2 separate regions of the Mus musculus genome follow, and region 2 is linked to region 1. Evidence: chromatin contacts called from ENCODE Hi-C or POLR2A ChIA-PET data. All regions are on one chromosome and are shown on one strand. The core of a region is the stretch at or near the end of the contact, and the rest is flanking DNA. Distances in the headings are between cores, read along the strand shown. Region 1 holds the start of Scai (suppressor of cancer cell invasion). Region 2 holds the start of Ppp6c (protein phosphatase 6, catalytic subunit).

Evidence for each region. A loop is a pair of places that touch in the nucleus more often than their neighbours do. ChIA-PET counts read pairs that join two places held with the same protein, here RNA polymerase II (POLR2A).
Region 2: a loop to region 1 is called in a map of heart, with 4 times the contacts of the local background. The contact joins the promoter of Ppp6c here to the promoter of Scai in region 1. A Hi-C loop is called at or near these places in 2 of 37 maps with a recorded cell type or tissue (both heart). POLR2A ChIA-PET finds 5 or more read pairs at or near these places in 3 of 5 experiments (Patski and embryonic stem cell).

What each region holds. Positions count from the first base shown.
Region 1 is chr2:39,189,301-39,192,000 of GRCm38, forward strand. Scai (suppressor of cancer cell invasion) reads right to left here and starts at 1,430. Exons shown (of 18, transcript NM_178778.3): 1 at 1,290-1,430; 2 at 689-733. The coding sequence starts at 1,342.
Region 2 is chr2:39,224,911-39,227,613 of GRCm38, forward strand. It overlaps Ppp6c (protein phosphatase 6, catalytic subunit), which reads right to left and starts at 1,439. Exons shown (of 7, transcript NM_024209.3): 1 at 1,257-1,439. The coding sequence starts at 1,331.

The sequences.
Region 1 (2,700 bases), core at 180-2,679:
AAATTGTGATGTAGTACCTAACAAATGAAATACACTAAAACATATTTGTGGGATGAATACTCTTCTTCATTGCCTAAGGAAAAATTCAGTTGTCTGCGGCCTATGTAAGTCCTTAGTTACTACTTTTGTATTAAGCATCTCAGTTTATTAGACTTTATAAAGAAAGAGAGAGAAAGCCAGGAGTGGGACTCTGTTCAACTGTGTATGTATTAGAAGCATTACAGTATAAAGAACATAAACTTTGCATTCAGACAACCTGGATTCAAATCCTGGTTCTATCATTTATTACATGTGTGATCTTTGTTTGCTAAGTATTGGCTACTCTATGGTTCAGTTCCCTCTTTTGCAAAACTGTCACAGAAAATAACACAGAATTTGTATACGACACTTGGCACACAGTAGCTGTTCAATGACAATCTCCGTTAGAGATGCCAAAGTTGAAATTAAGACTAAAGTCGAAAGTGGGGCTTTCTTAATGTTTCCCCATTTCCCGTATCATATACCTGCAAGGGGTTGGAGGTGGTGGTAATTTGAAGTTCTCAAAGGGAATACCTTTCCATGCTGTCGAATTTACTAAAAAAAGGACCTAAATAAGAAACTTTATCTACTCACCACGTAATTATGCAGCACAGGGGCAGCCAAGCAAACAGGAAAAACACGAAGCTAGAGAGGAAGGCATTTGCCTTACCTGCTTTTCCGTTTTCGGGGTGGTTTCTCCACTGTGCCAGACAGTCTACAGACCAAACAAATGAGACCCGTAACTAAGACAACACACCGTTTGCCTTGCCTTGCCTGTGGGGCACTTCATGTACCACCCTCGGGGGGCCACAGGCTGACCACAGGTTGGCTCTGCCTACCCGTGACCTTACAGACACCCCACAGGCAGGGCTTCCTTCCCTCCCACGACCAAGCGCCTGGGACTCACTAGTCCCCGAATGCTCTCGGTTCCCTGCCCCAAACGTTCGGCTCCCCCAACCACCCGCCAGGTCGGCCTCATTGTCTGCCCAGAGCCGCAGGCCCCCCTAGCTCCCCTCAGACACGGCCCCGCCCCTCAGACCCGGTTCCCCGCATTCCTTGGCTCCCCGGTGGGGCGCGCGCCCTCCGCTCTCGCCCAGCGCGCCCTCGCTCGCTGCCCCGAGAGCTGCTCTCCCTTGGCGCCCCCGAGATGCTGAGTGCCTGTACCCCCGCCCCTTCAGGGCTCGGCGCCTAGACACCACCGCCGCCACCCCCAGGCCCGCTCTCTGGGCCCCTCGCCCCTAGCCTCCGCCTCGCCACGTAGCCCACCCCACCTGGGGGCCAGGCGACTCCGCGGCTGCTGGGACTGCCGGGCTCCTCTGACCATCCGGCTCCTGCTCCGCCGCGGGAGATGCTCCGGCGGCCGCAGGGCTCGCTCGGGAAGCTGAAGCGGCGGAGGCTGGAGTAGGCGGAGAGACAGGAGGAGGGCCTTGCGCCCCGGCCAGGCTTGCCGCGGGGCTCGGGCCCGTCCCCTCCTCGCCTCTCCTCGGTTTCTATTGGCCACAACGGCAGGGTATCTAGAAATCCGACCGCTGATTGGGTGCTTAGGCCGTCATGTCCCGCGTGGCCCACCCCGAGGTTTGGTTGAGACTGCAGGTGGCGGCAGAGGTGCCTTAAAGACTGCTAGCAGAGCGAGAGGAGCCCTGAGCGCCTCCGTGTGCCAGAACGGGGACTTACATCTCCGGCGCCAGACACCTGCCTGCAGGTTCTCTTTGGCTGGCATCCTGCATCCCTGACACCTCCCAGACACCTGCTATTTCCTCCGCCTCCGCACTGCTCCAGAACCAAAATCAAGCGCAGCACTTTCTCCAGATATATTCAGAAGTTCGAGGGCAAAGCAGCTCTCTCTCTCATAGTCTTCTGAATCACCTCGAATGCGGCTTAATGTCACCCTTCAAAAGGGACTCGGTCTCAAATTGTAGGGATCAAGCAGTTTGGCTGCAGGAAAGATCCTAAGCTTGGATGCAAGCTTGTAAGAAAGCAGAATTTCTTTAATTACCTCGAAAAAAAAAACAACAACAACAAACAGCATTGCAAAAAGAACCAATTACAATAACCACAAGGAATGTATTCCATTTTGAAAAGCCTAAAAAGAACTGCTTCTTGTATAAGCTAGCCATTCTGTGCCATTCCAGATGATTAAAAAATCTAACCAGCTAATCATTTTTGGTATAAAATTTCACTGCATTTTTTGACAGACCTAAGCATGCAAAACATTACATGCATAAGCATGTAAATACAATTAATACTAGTAATCTTTTCTATTCTGCTCTAACAAAAAGCTATCTTTGAAAATATAGCAGATGTATATGTAATGCACCCGAAGAATTTAATTCTTAAGATCTATGCAAATCTGTCTGGCAGATTCTAAGTTCATTCCTTCCATTTGGGAGAAGGCATAAAACTTTCTCTTGGGCCATTTTCATTTTATTAGAACACATTTTGTTAAAACACACACCAACAATGTAGTGGCAGATATATGGCTCAGCAGAGTAAAAGGTGCTTGCTGTTCAAGCCTGATGTTGTGGCTTGTCCTCAAACCCAGAGGAACGCTTTCGATGACTCTCTGACCTCCACATGCACATGACACACACACCTGCACACACACAGCACACAATAGCAAATAAAATGCATGAGACGTATCTCACAAATCTCCACAAGTGGATAGTATCCCAAATATTGAGA
Region 2 (2,703 bases), core at 189-2,688, 36 kb after region 1:
TCCAGCCCCAGCAAGAACTATATTAAGATCTTATCTCAGGAAGAAAGCAAAAACAAGACAAAACAAAATTACCAAGCAGGAAGACAAGGCAAATGCCTGATTCAGGTGGCTGAATATGAACACCAATCATGTAACACAGGCAGTCAGTATGTAAGTTACAAGCTATGTACTTTCACACAACCAACACTTGAGGTCTTAAACATTTTGCATACTTGTTGGCTGATTTAAATATAAACTTCATGTACTAGATGAGACAAGAAAACAGACACAGAGCAAAATCTTCACAAGAGAAATAAAATTCGTTAGGAAAAAGGCAATTTTTTTCTTGAAAAAATTGTTTTAAGCCTGTGGCTTAAAAATATTACAAAAACAGCATGAAAAAAAAATTCAAATGATCGAGAGTGACTGACTACATAGCAAATCAAAGTTAACGGAATAAAACAGACATTAGCAACCATCGGATAAACACCAACGTGGTCCTAAGCACTAGTTTTTGCAGAAACAAAATACGGTTGATAACAGTGGTACACCAACGGCTTACTTCTTTACTGCATTAACTTAGCCTGAACTGAGTAAGACCTCCTTTGGAAAACCAAGAAAACGACACCTTGAGTTACAGGGGAACAGCTCAGAGGTCATAAAAACATTTGAACTTATTGATAAGCAACTGCTTATTCACTTAAATAGCTCAACAACGGGCTAAGAAATGAGATCCACATCCAAATCATCAGAAGAAAACTACCACTCCTAAGAAGCAATTTAGGGGAGTGGTGAAGCTGAGGCGACTTGTCATTCTCTCCCATTATGGTCGCATCGATCCCGCCCACCGGCTTCCACCTCTCAGGGACTTAAACACACCGCGGCCGCGTCCCTGGAGCAGACAGCGGCTCCTGTTACCTCTGCTGGGAGGACCCCATCCCGGGAGCACTACCCGCTCGGCCCGGCTCCGTCTCCGGGAGGCCGAGCGAGTTAGAGTGAGAGTCTTTAAGCTCGGAGTCCCGTGAGGGTCAGGGGATCGTGACATCCCCCGGGATCTCCCCTCAAAGAACTGGACAGCATTCGGGGGATCCGGGCTCCCCTGGTTCTCCGCGTCACGCCGCCTCGGACCCGGTCCTCTCGCACCGCGGAGCGCCCTCCGCCGCGCCAGGATCGGGCGCCCGGTAGGGATCCCGCCGAGGGAGAAGGGCGGGCCGGCGGGAGCCCCGCAGCCGGAAGGGGCTTGCCTCGCAAGCTGGACGGCCTCCGGCCCGGCTCACCTTCAGGTCGTTCTCGGGAAGGTACTTGCACTGCCGCGCTATCTCCACATACTTGTCCAGATCCAGCGGCGCCATTTTAGGAAGAACAAGCCGCGGCGACAGCAGCGGCAGCGGCTGTAGTAGCGGAGGCAGCGGCGGAGGCCGAATCCGGAACCCTCCTTACGTCACGTCCGATCCGTGAGTGGCGTCTGCGAAGCGACGTAAAAGCCTGACCCGTTCCGCTCTCTCTCTCAGGCGGAATTCCGGGCCACGGATCTATCTCCAAGAGAACCCGGAGGTCCTTTTGATAAAACCTACTGGGACCCGTAGCTCTCTGCCGCGGGGCGTGCTGGGATTTGTAGTTTTAGTAAAATGCTCTTCCTTTCCTATCCTTGGCAACAGACTTCACCTCAAATGAGGCTTTTTCTAAGGAAGACCATGAAGTGGTTAACTAAGAATTCCCTGGCTCTCACTCCTACCCTGTAAAGTATCTTCAGTTAAAGTTAAGAGTTACTGTTACCGCCTTTCCAGGACTACTGAAGACCTGGCCTAGACAACATTTGAAACAAACTTAACACCACCGGTTCTCTGGCTGGGGGGTGGGGTGGGTGGTGGGTGGGGGAAGAAACAAACAATAAAGCATTTCTTATGCCACATTCTGTACAAATACTGGCACTTTTTTTTTCTCCTGTTCAATTCTTGTAAGACTGTAAGAATGCAAAGTTTGCATGTGTTATTTGCCCCAAAATCTCAAAGGAAACAGAAAAGATGGATCCTAGACTGAAAAACAGGCTACTGACTTAATCCGGTGAGTTCCAGGAGGGGGCCGGAAAGGTTTTTTTTTTTTTTTTGTCGTATCCCAGTGCCAAGAACAGTTCTTGACACCTACTATAGCTTTAACATTGGTCCATTTGACAACTCTATATTGAATAGCAACAAAGTACAGATACACTTATAGGCAGTTAGAATAACCAATGGCTGCAATAGACAAAAATCTCTATCCTTGGGGCTGGAAAGAGTGCTCATTAGTTAAGAGCACTAGCTGTTCTTCCAGAGGATCCAAGTTCTATTACTAGCATCTACGTGGCTGCTTTCAAGTCCAGTTACGGGAGATCAGACACCTTCTTCTGGGCACTGTGTGCATGTGGTACAGAAATATATTTGCAGTCAAAATAAATAAAATAATAAAAAATAATGTATTAAAAAATCTGTCCTCAACTTGCAATTTAATTCTGTTAGAGATAACCGACAAATATAATAAATTACTCAGAGCATGTTAGAAAGTGATAATTTAAGGAAAACATTCCAGCATAGTAAGGAGGATGGGTTGACACAGGATTCAGAATTAACCTGACCATAGTGTACCACATATTTGACCACAGCAGTGATGAGGCAGCTGGATAACTGTGAGTTCTAGGATAGCCTAGTCTATGTAGCATGTTGCAGGTCAACCAGAAGACCTTGTCTC